2 separate regions of the Homo sapiens genome follow, and region 2 is linked to region 1. Evidence: chromatin contacts called from ENCODE Hi-C or POLR2A ChIA-PET data. All regions are on one chromosome and are shown on one strand. Each heading gives the region's core, a stretch centred on a gene start or an enhancer-like site at or near the end of the contact. The rest is flanking DNA. Distances are from core to core; before and after follow the strand shown. Region 1 has its middle 68 kb from the start of USP38. Region 2 has its middle 44 kb from the start of GAB1.

Region 1 (5,771 bases), core at 1,215-3,714:
CACCCCACCCCTCAGGTTGGGAATGTGAACACACTGAAAAGAAAAATATTATCAACTTATTTTCAGTCTTTTCTATGTGCTGCTAATGTATCTGAAAGTGTATGCAACTAACATAGTCTTCATCATTCCTCATACTAGATATTTTAGTTTTTTTTTTTTTTTTTTTTTTTTTTTTGACAGAGTCTTGCCCTATTACCCAAGCTGGAGTGCAGTGGTGTGATCTCAGCTCACCGCAGCCTCTGCCTCCTGGCCTCAAGCGATTCTCCTGCTTCAGCCTTTCAAGTAGCTGGGATTACGGGCACCCACCACCATGCCTGGCTAATTGTTTTTTGTATTTTTAGTAGAGACAGGGTTTCACCATGTTGGCCAGGTGGTCTCAGACTCCTGGCCTCAAGTGAACCACCAGCCTCGGTCTCCCAAAGTGCTGGGATTACAGGTGTGAGCCACGGCGACTGGCCACGATTTTAGTTTTGCTTGAAAAAAATTAAAGTTCTCTTTCTCCTTTCTCTCTGTCTCTCATTCATTCTCTCTCTCTCTCATTCCCTCTCTCTCTCTCTCTGTCCTTTCTACATCCTTGCCCTATAAAGCAGGATTCTAGTGCTTTGGCTAGTTCTCAATGTATTTTTGCTCTTCAAGTACTTATTTTCACTCACCTTTAGCAAGGGAACTCAGTGAAGAAGCAGCATCTTAAAAATCTTAATGCATTTTCTCACCCTTTCTCTCCTTGCACAACCACATGTTGCTTTTGGCTAAGCCCTCTGGTACAGTTACTGTTATATGTGCTGCAGAGAAGAGGGTGTGGATTCTTGGGCTGGCCCCGGGTCATCTTCCTAGGTGGCTTTTTGGAGCCTGAATTTCCCTTGCACTTACAGGAGAAAAACTCCCTAAGGACTGGAGAGAAAAAGATAAAAGAGTATTTTTCTTAGAGATCAAAATAAGAACCTGATACTTGTTCTTGGTTTTCAGCACTCCCTAGCCCAAGGAAATCAGTGAGAAGAGAGAGGGCAGGGTTACAGGACCATAATCCTGTTCCTAGAGGCATTCCCTCCAGAGCAGAACACTGCTCAAAGCCTGGGTGGCCAGGGAAGCTCCCTTGTGGAGAGAGGAACGGAGGGCAAGGGAGTGGCCAGGGCGTGCGAGGAGGTGAGGTGGTTTATGCTTACCCTTCCTTGCACCGCCAGGGGGACTCAACTGGGAGCCTCAAGTTGGGAGGGCTGATGGAAACTATTCTTTTGTTTTATTTTAAATGAGAGGAATATGACCCCAGTATATTGTTCTACTCTCTATCTTCTCCTTAGTCCTACTTCTAGAGTATGCCATTTTCCCCCAACAGATCTCACTCACCAAAAAGAGAATTTAAAGTGAAGGGCTATTGAGTGGATGCAAGAAAACATGCAAAGGAGTCGAGAGAGACTCATGTTCCCCGTTCTGTTAAATTCTAGTGGAGGCTTATCACATGCTATTTCCATTGTCCTGATGGCCCACTGCTGTCTGTTCTGCTCAGAGAACCTACTAAATTTTAATCTACCCCTGCATACCTTCCCTGAAAATATCCACCCTTTCCTCCCCAGGTTGTCGTGTCCTCCCAGAGCATCAGGCAACACACTCTGGTGGAAATAAACTTAACTGAAATACAGTTTCCCAAGAAGTCCGCAGGCAAACTGCTTACAAGGTTTTGTCCGTTCTGGCCAACAAAACAGTAGTCAGTAGGTTCTACTCAGTGCATATATCTTCTATGATGATAGTAGAGGGGTTCTTGAATATGAGAGTACTCATTTATTTATTTTTGAGATGGAGTTTCGCTCTTGTTGCCCAGGCTGGAGTGCAATGGTGTAATCTTGGCTCACCGCAACCTCCGCCTCCCAGGTTCAAGAGATTCTACTGCCTCAGCCTCCCGAGTAGCTGGGATTACAGGCACGCACCACCACGCCCAGCTAATTTTTGTATTTTTAGTAGAGATGGGGTTTCACCATCTTGGCCAGGCTAGTCTTGAACTCCTGACATCAGGTGATCTGCCCGCCTCGGCCTCCCAAAGTGCTGGGATTATAGGCATGAGCTGCCACGCCCAGCCAAATATGAGAGTTTTAGGAAGACAACAACAAAACTTCCATAGGAGAGTGACTGAGTCCATATGATGGATGAAAACCATTTACATTTGATGATAGACTTAACCTCAATCGTTGTGCTGGATTTCTGTTGGAATGTTAGCAACAGTCCTAACTCCCATCTATTTTCTCCCTTATCATGTAGGATCTGGAAGCCTGGAAATTATATTTTCTAAACTGCTTTGTCACCAGATTTCTAATTCAGGTTCCATGTATGGAGGTCACTCCTTGAGATTTAGAGTAGAACCGAAGGCAAAAAGGAGAAGCCATCATTGACTCAGCAGCTGTGGGCAAGCAGATAAACAAACCTTGGCAAAGAGCAGACATGAGGCTTTGCCCGAAGCTTTTAGGTATTCTTCTGGAAATCACCCACTTTGGTACTGCAGGAAGTTGAGATCATTAGCAGAGGTTTCTTCTGATCTCTGAATTTCCTGATGTCCTGAAAACTATGAGGAGCTTCCCTGACTTTTCTTCTCCTAGTCCTGACAGTGGTTTTGTGTAAGGGCTCTAATTCTCTGTATTAAATCCTTTCCTTCTTGAAATACCTAGAGTGATTTCTGTTTTCTTGACCAAATCCTAACTGGTACACTCTAACCAAGTAGAAAAAATATTAAAACTTGAAGAGTAGGTTTTTGATGTGAGCTTCTGATTACTACCTACCAAGGCCCAGATGGTTAAAACAAGGGTCATTTTTTTTCTTTGTGGTATCCAAAAATCTGCTCATCTTCTTTTGTGTATGTCATTTATCTTTTGTCTCATACCTGTGATTTGCATCTTATATCAGAGCTCATACCCTTACAGGTTACAATGATTTGCACGTAGTAGGTCCAGAATACTTGTTATTTTTTCCAAAAACATGAACTATACTATGCCCTTGCTTTAAATATATTTTAGATGAAATATTTGGTAGCTGAATAGCAAACAAAGGAGGCTACTTACTACATTTTCAAAACATTTTACAAAATGTCCGATGCTTACATGTTCCAAGAAATAGTTCATCCTTCAGTGTGAATAATGTTGAATCATTGCTTATTCATTCATCACACATTCATCTAGTAAATATTTATTGATCACCTACTATGTTCAGGTACCATTATAAGCACTTAGGACATATCAATGAACAAAACAGGCAGAAATCCCTGCCCTATTCACCGCACTGCCTTGATTTGATCTTGAAACCTGAGACTGGATGCTGTTTCCCTTGTTCCTTTGTGTTATGTGCCTCATTGTCACTAAGGCAATTATTCTTAGTGGGATAATAAGTGTCCTGATGGCAGATCCAAATGGAAAACCGATTCTTCTTTTTCAGGAAGAAGCATAGATTCCAAGGCCCTGTCTGTGAACCTTGTTTTCCTGGATGCTTATTATAAGGATGACACTGTCTGTCTTCCTTGCCGCCTAATATCACATACATATATAGATAGCATGTCTGCCTGCATGAAAATGCCAAATCCCTCCTCTTTATTTGTAACAGTAGCAGTTACACAGTTTCTCCCGAAGTCTTGGCAAGTTGTAGTTCTGCTGGGATGGATAACATTTACCGGCACTCTCATTTAAGTTTCTTCTTGTCTACAGTTTATAATATTGCTTTTATTATTTACATTTAGAAATAAAATAGTCTGAAGTGTTTTCTTATACTATATATTGTTCTTGGCATATTTCCATGAAGAAGTTCTTGTTACCTTTGCTCATATGGCACCTCTGAATGATTTCTGGAATGAGACTGACTCATTGCTTATGACTAAGTTTAGTACATTTCCTTGAAAAAGATAATCCTACAGTTAATCCTAATACATTGTAAATATTCCATAATATTCATTTATATAGTTGTGGGTAAATGATGGAAATGTATTTCCCTCATGTATATATTTTGTCCTTCTTAGTAAAAGAAACACATGGAAAGGATAATTCACTGAGCAATCATTTAGGATAATTTTTTTGTGTGTGTGCACAAATAAAAGAGGCTGAAGCAGTGGCTGTGCTACTGATGGTCCTGAAGAACGGCCAGAAGGAAACCAGGGACCATTAGTGTTTCTGGTTGATGAAGAGTCTAAGGGCACTAAAATAGTGTCTTGGCCTTTATTTCCTTATTCAGGCCTTATTATTTCCTGCCTTACACTCAAGGAGAAGGGCAGGGCTGGGTGTGGGTGTGGGAAGATCTGCTGATCTGGGCCAGAAAAGCAATGAGAACCCAGGCAATGGCACTGTTCATATCCAGCCAAGAAGACATTGGTGCAGCTGGGATTTGGCTCTATTCAAAGGGCCTGTGACTAAAGTATAACATAGGACAACTGCATTCATTCAAAAGTTTTAGGCTAACCTGCATAGCATGGATTTTTTTTTTTCAGAAGATGGAAAAAGCTATGCTTTTAGATTCTTATTCTCTACATCCAAGCATGTAGAAAGGAAACAGTAAGTCAGGCCAAACATATTTTACAGTTTGTATCCTGTTGGCTGTCTGCATACAAAAAGCAGACTGAGCTAGGTAGGAGAAAGGTTAAAACAATTGTAAAGGGAATTGTAAGAAAAAAGGTGAGCAAGGTAGTACAAAGAACTTTTAAATCAATTATCAAAAGAAAAGAAAAGAAACACAGGGAAAGAAAAGACCAGGAGGCTACTTTTAAATAATGCCTTGAAGTGTCTGAAATCAGCAAAAACAAAACAAAATGAAACAAAAAACCCTAGAAAATTCAAAGCTAATTTTGGTGTCTTTTCCACCCAAGCCTATTTAAAGTGTTCCAAGCCTGTGGCACAGCTGGGGAGAAGCAGAAAGATGATGCTTAATGCTTGCCCCCAACTTCATGTCTATTTCCACTTTAATCCAGTCTGTTAACATTCTGCATGGTGTTTATTTTAATAGAGAAAGGTACGTAAACACACTGAATGTAGGAAGGCATAGCTGGAGATGTTCCAGCTTTGAAGATGTGGTAGGTAACATGGCATCAGAGTACCCCTGGCTAGCACATTCCAGCGCCGTCAGCTAACCAAAGCTTGGTACTGGAAAGAGACCCTACAGTAAATATTTTTTTTTCTGTTAATGGGCACAATTGCTGAAATTTCACACAACACTTCAATCTTGCATGGCAGTGCAATTTCCGTACCACATTCAATAGCTGACCTTTTAAAATACACATTTGCAGAGTTAAATTTGCTTTAGCAAGTTTTTAAAAGTCCAACAAATGGGTGGAAACATGGTTTGGCTTGGTTTGGGCTGTGAATTGCTTCCCTTTTCCACTTTGTTTTTCCCACATGTTCCTGTCCTAGTTTAGGAAATGTGTTGAGGGCAGGGAAACAGGTGGGGTTTGGAGGCAGGAATAGGGAAGAGGGATTTATCTATATTATCTGGAATGTCTTAGGATGAAATCTGCTTGGGGAGTAGCCACAGCATTTCACATTCCAGTTGACATGTATTTACTGTAATATCTGTATTCAATTATCTTCTTTATTTCTACCACACTTATTTCTACCAAGAAAGATTTGAGGAGATTGTAATTAAAACCGTATACAATGAATAGGATAATAAAATTAATAGGTAAAATTGAAAGCCATATACTGCAAGCAAAGAAAATACACCATTAATTATATTCAGATCTTTATAGTAACCAAAACAAACAAAGAAATCTAAACATGTATTTATTGAGTTCTCACAGTTGTATCCAGCTCTGT
Region 2 (6,356 bases), core at 88-2,587, 41 kb before region 1:
TGATAAAATCAGAAAGAAATACATCTAGAAAAACCTTCCAGTTCATGACAATTTTCAGTGTTCAAAATTCATTAAGAACTCTTCCTTTAAAATACAGATATCTCTGAATAGTTGAATCCATTTGTCATTCAAGTGGTGCAAATTATTTTACTCAGATAGCATTTTACACTCATTTCACAAATTGAGCCCAGGTATATGGAAGCATTGGAAGTACTGAAAAGAGGTTGGTGGTGAGCGTGGAAGGGTTAATTTTTAAGCAAGAGGTGTTTAAGACTAGTAGGAGGTGGGTTTCTTCTTGTACAAAGGATCTCTCCTCTGTACACTGGCACAATTACATGGTCTTTATGACATTGGATGGGAGACCACATCAGGATTCTGGAAAACTCCAGGAGTGAGAGGGGAGCTCTGATGAGGGGCTAATGTAGGCCCTGGGTGGTAGAGGAGTAGTAGAGGTACAGGAGAGGGAGGCTGGGATATAGAAAGGTTGTAAACCAACATCACCTTTTTCACAATGTTGCAATGTTGCCCAAGAACCCGGTGGTGGGAATCACTCCTTGATATTGAGAAAAACCTGCAAAGTACTTATTTCCCACTTCGTGTCTGAATGGCTTAAAATAATATAATAGTGTTGAGCTGTTTTGAACTTTCCCCTTTTCTATAGTTAATTGGAGGAATCCGGTGGAGAAGATGGTTTCTTTGCTATAAAATAGGCTCTTGTCCCTATCCTGATTCTGTCACTAATGTGTTATGTGATGTGAGGCAGATGACTTAGCCTTCTTGCTCACCCTTTTTTCCCCTGGTATTATAGAAAAGGCAATAATCTCTGTCTTGCAGTGTTAATGCAAGAACTAAATAACATATGTTTTAAAAGCTCAGCAGGATACTTTCAGTAAATATTATATTTCTTTCTCATAATGCTTAATTCCATTCATTCCATTTTGAAATTCTGGAAGGACAAGCTCACAGTGCAGAGCAGGGCATCGGGGTCATTCTTTAAATTTTTTTTTTCTTTTTTTTTTTTTTGTAGAGACAGGGTGTTACTATGTTGCCTAGGATGGTCTCAAACTCCCAGCCTCAAACAATCCTTCTGAAGTGCTGGGATTATAGGTGTGAGCCACCGCACCTGACTGAGGCCATTCTTGACAGGGTCCTCCAGGTCTCCTCAGCTGTAGCCCATTTCTCCAGGGCTCTGAAGCCAATTCATTATCTCAGGGGACCTGGGAGCAAAAGAAGAAATGGACTTTGGTTTACTGCCAACTAGAGCAGAGCCTTTCCAGAGCTCTCCCAAGCCCAAGGCGTTTCCCTGGAACTGGACCAGCCGTGGATGGAACAGGCCTGGTTTCCCTGTGTTTGGCTTGCCTTGGAATTTCCAAAGAACCCTGCCAGGATCCTGCCAGACGTGAGATGCTGTTCTCTTTTTCCTCAAAGCTGTTTATGTTAATTAATCAAGACATTTTGGAGCAGAAATCCTTCATGTAGAGGACATTTCCCACAAACATTCCACCCTGCAACACATCTTCCAAGCTAAAAATATTTTATGTGTTCTAGCCCCTAAAATTTTATAAATGACCATTCAAGATGGAAGCAGTGATGATTTGTACATATTCCTTAACTGAATGCCATTTGAAATGAAAAAAATCAATAGTAATCCCAGCAACTATCTAATGCATTATAAAATTAACTCTAGCCTCTCTAATTTGCATGGTTAAAAGCATTTTAAGTGGCCGGGCGTGGTGGCTCACGCCTGTAATCACAGCACTTTGGGAGGCCGAGGCGGGCAGGTCACTTGAGGTCAGGAGTTTGAGACCACCCTGACCAACATGGCACAACCCCATCTCTACTAAAAATAGAAAAATTAGCCAGGCGTGGTGGTGCGCGCCTGTAATCCCACCTACTCAGGAGGCTGAGATAGGAGAACCAGGAAGGCAAAAGTTGCAGTGAGATGAGATTGTGCCACTGCATTCCAGCATGGGCAACAGAGTGAGACTCTGTCTCAAAAAAAAAAAAAAAAAAAGCACTTTAAGAAACCATAAGTCTTAAAGAGAAAGATAATTGGGAGGTTATTATGTGTTGATCACTTCTGTGGATGTTTCTCTAGGATGGCCAAATAAAATGTCTGTAGTGATATTTTTATTGGAAGTGCCAATTTCTTTATTTTATGGTAAATATTTTTGCAAAGAGTTGTTCATCTGGCAAAGCGCGTGACTATAAACCTTGTTAATTGCACATCTAAGCTTAACCTTATTCTTCCACAAAAGCAATGATCAATAACTTGGTCATCATGATAGGAAGTGGAGTTTCTGGGGGAGGAGCAAGGGGGTTAACATTTTTTTCTACCCTTTGGAGGGAAGTGGGACTTATTTTGCTCTTCAGACTGTCTTTTCAATTTTGTTTTTCTTTTTTTCCCTGTGTATCTGGTGCAATGAGAGATGGGCCTGAGGTAGCCTGTCAGTTGAAAGGTGGCCCTGGGCCTTTGGAAGTCCTAGGAGGATTCAGGTAGGGCTCTGGGGAAAGGAAGGGTTGGCCAGCTGTTCTTGCCCTTGTGTAGAAGTGCATTTTCTTGGAACTTGCCTTGCCTCCTCCTGCTTCTGTAGCTGTAGGATCCTGGGGACAAGTCTTGAGTGTAGGTCTATAACAGTCATTTTCAATGTGTGGTCCACAGACTGGTGGCATCAACATCATCAGATAATTTATGAGAAATGTAAACAATTCTCAGGTCCCACTCTAGACAAACTGAATCAAAATCTCAGTGGGTGGGGCCCAGCAGTCCAACTTTTAACACGTCCTCAAGGTGACTAATGCAGAGCCACTGGCCTACAAAACTTCACCTGCTTCTAGGCTAAGTCTTAACTAGGTTAGTGGGGTTGTGTTTATGCAGCTCAACAGAGGAGGAAAGATTTGGGGTCAGAACCTCAGCTGATAATAAAGTATGTGAGCATGGGATCACTCTATGTATATGCCTTTTTGGGACCTGTAGCAAACATGTTTGGCTGAAGAATCAGGATTTTGACTCCATTTGTTTCTTGAAGACACAGTGTAGATACTAGCCATGTCTTCTGAACAGATTTGTATATTAGCAGCTGGGCCCTCTGAGCTCTAATACTACATTAACCATTGCCTTGCTAAAAGATGTTATACAAGCCATTTTCTATGCATCAGATGGGGAGTGTTTCTAGCCAGGGCAAGCCGTGGTGCTACAGTTGGGTTTGCTGTTGAGGCTGAGGCCATTTTCTACTTCTCCTGGGTGTCCAATGCCCTCCTTTTTTTACCAGTAAACTGAGACCTCTCTTGAGTGTTTCTCAGGACTTTGTCACCAACTTAGTTGGTTATTATGCTATCCATTCTAGCTTGTTCTTGCATTTAACTGGGTTTTCTCATTGGCTGACTGAAAGTGTGAAATTTTAGGCACTAAATCCAGTGGTGACAATTTCTGGGCACTGGCTCTATTCAGATTTCTCAGTCTTGTGTCTTTCCATTATCTAAGAATTATGAGGGACTGAGAAGTAATTATGTGATGAGCGACACATACAAACATTTCTTAGTTATAGACGTTAGTGCAGTTAGGAAGGCTGCAGGCTTATAAGTGAGAAACACCCAGGTTTGAATCTAGGTTCTAGCACTTATTAGGCCAATGGCCTTGAGCAAGTTGCTTAGTTTTAGTTTTCTCAACTTAATATAGAAATGTTAATTTCTACTTTCTAAATTAGAGCTAACATACTCAATGTTTAGTGGCAACTTTTACTGTTGGTATTAATAAAGTGATAGATCCAAGCTTATCTGAAGATAAGAAGTCTTTTTTATTTGACTTGGAATGAATCATATGTCTTTTTATTGTTATTATTTTTAGAGACAGAGTCTCACTATATTGCTCAGACTAGAACTCCTGGGCTCGAGTCATCCTCCTGCCTCAAACTTCCGAGTAGCTGGGACTACAGATGTGCACCACTGTGCTTAGCTCTTGAATCATGTATCTTGATATTGTTTTCCCCGTTTGATTTTGTCTTTGCAATGCAATGTTGTTTAGGCTAATATTAATATTATTCTTTAGCCATTGAGCACATACCATTGACAGGGGCCTGAAAGTTACTGGGTATAAGGAAAAGGCCAGGACAAGATGTAACATTCACTATAGGTAGCTGACAAAGTGTAAGGCTGGATAATTAAGCCCCAAATTTTTAACTGTTCTTAATCATGCTTTTAAAGAGAAGGAGTGTCTTCCCTTCATTTCATTCTGCTGTTTGCTTTATTGGGAGGGGAGTGCCTTACAAAAGGTAAGTGAGGTTGAAGAGCCTCTCTTCCAACACCTACTAGCTGTAAGGCCTGAGGCAAATTGCTTAACCTCTGACACTCATTTTCATCAGCTATAAAAATAGACTAATACCTAGCTTTCAGCAGTGTTGTAAGGTTAGAGACTCAGGTAACCCCAATTATCTGCCTTAATGGAGGAGAGCAAGAGATAATCCACAATGAATAGATTTTTCTTTGACATTGGAGGCTCTATTATTCCTTTTTCCCTGCAGATTTATCTTCCTACTACTTTGTGTAGGCCAAGATGAAAATTCCTTTAACTTGTGGAATTATTCTCTTGTATTGTTGAAATAACACTTATGTGCCAGAACTTTGCCAAGGAGATGTGCAAGCCTTTTGCAGATAATCAGGAGTTGACTGTGAAAGGTTGATCCATTCAAAGGTCATAGGCTACTGGAAATACCTCCAGTGCTAGTTTATGTACCAGCTGGTGTTCCTTCTTTGTGCCAGATGGACAGTGTGCATAGAGATGTAGAGCAGACTGAGTGGGAAGTGGCTGTGTTGAGGGAACAGGCAGACCTAGGCGGGGCCAGATAGAGCATCTTCCCATGTTGAAGGTGGCCACTTCTTACAAAGCAACACAATGACTGCTCCACAGACACCTTGAGAAAAATAAAAGGATCACTTCACTTAAATGTTTTCATTTGCAAAATAGTCATAGAGCATATGCCGTACGTGGTTGATCCGAGGATTACATGAGAGAACTGTATAGACCCAGCCTGTAGTAGATTACTTTATTGGTGGGGGTTCTGTTTAAATCCTTATTGGCCTTAGATATTTTTCCTGACTCTATATCTCCATGTTCTCTCCCAGAAGAGCAACACTTTCTATTTGTAAAGTATTAGGTGCAAGTATTAGTATTTTGCCATTAAAGTGGCAAAAACCGTGATTACTTTTGCACCAACCTAATATAAAAATAGACTATTTCCACCTGACATGTTGCACTATAGCTTGCCAAAAAAAAATCTTCATTTCTTGAGGACAGATAGCTAATTCTTTCTCTTTCTTCGCGCCCTGTAGTACAGCTGTTGCCTGGTCTTTTCTTTCTTCCTATGGTAAGAGAGGTGCTGCTGGGTTCTGAGCTCAAACCCAAACTCAGAAAAGCTCCTGAGGTCTTCAGGCCCTCCACCTGCTCAAGTGTGGAAACTCGCCAGTTCTAGGAATGGGTAGGACTTCTGTAAACTTCCCCACGCATTTTTTTTGGTCTCAAATTTTAGGTCATTTTGTCTCATTTTCTTAAGAATCCTGTCGGGGGTAACTTGTATTTGTTCTATTTTTCCATTCTTGAAATATGATAAATCAATACTGTTTTCCTTGATGGTTATTTTATCAATCCCATATGTCAATGGGTGCTATGTTAACTTGTTTATTTGTAATCTTCTTGCTGTATTATGCAAAATAGAGACTATGGTGAAATGGCAGCATGGTGATATGAAAATTATGCATGCTTTTGGGTTGGGTGGGCTTTGGGTTCAATAGACTCAGTAGAATCTGTGGAATACTAGCTGTGTACTTTAGACATCACTTTTGGCTTCAACTTCCTTATCTATAAAAGTGGACTAATGATGCCTATTTTATATGATTATTGTGTAGGTTAAAGATGATATATTAAAAGACTTTGCACAAGGAAAGCATCCAACAAAGTATAGCTATGCTTGACCCTAACATTGGAAACTGCAGCATTTGTCTGAAGGTTTAACAAAAGTCATGCTGTTCATAGTTACCCTCTGAGGCACTATTGTTGTCTTTCTGTTGTGAGGAAATTGAGGCTCAGAGAAGTTATATAACATGCTCAAAGATATGCAACTAGAAAATGGAAAAACTAGGTTTCAGCCCAGATTTTTTGACCCTAAATTTAGAGCATTTTCTACTACATACCACCTGCCCTATCTTGTGATGAGAACCTAATTCTTTATGGTATTATGGGGCCAAAAATTGTGAATGCCAAAAACACACACTTCCCCTTTTCCCCTTTACATCACTGATTACCTTCTGCCTCACAGTATAATTACTTCTGCATATGCAACAGTTTTTCTCTTAGTCTATGA

The links. A loop is a pair of places that touch in the nucleus more often than their neighbours do. ChIA-PET counts read pairs that join two places held with the same protein, here RNA polymerase II (POLR2A). Pooled maps may share reads with other maps.
Region 2: a map of esophagus muscularis mucosa shows a loop between it and region 1 (2.0-fold over the local background). The contact joins two enhancer-like sites. A Hi-C loop is called at or near these places in 3 of 168 maps with a recorded cell type or tissue (endothelial cell of hepatic sinusoid, esophagus muscularis mucosa and sigmoid colon), 1 of 37 single-sample maps with no recorded cell type and 3 of 50 pooled maps. POLR2A ChIA-PET finds 5 or more read pairs at or near these places in 5 of 52 experiments (A673, AG04449, MCF 10A and 2 more).

Annotation. Positions count from the first base shown.
Region 1 is chr4:143,250,029-143,255,799 of GRCh38, reverse strand. No RefSeq gene overlaps it. Among named protein-coding and RNA genes, the nearest start is that of USP38, 68 kb to the right of the region's middle. Within about 2 kb of position 2,464, at least 2 of the 41 ENCODE cell types and tissues checked have a DNase peak (open chromatin) inside an H3K27ac peak, as active enhancers do.
Region 2 is chr4:143,289,497-143,295,852 of GRCh38, reverse strand. No RefSeq gene overlaps it. Among named protein-coding and RNA genes, the nearest start is that of GAB1, 44 kb to the left of the region's middle. Within about 2 kb of position 1,337, at least 7 of the 41 ENCODE cell types and tissues checked have a DNase peak (open chromatin) inside an H3K27ac peak, as active enhancers do.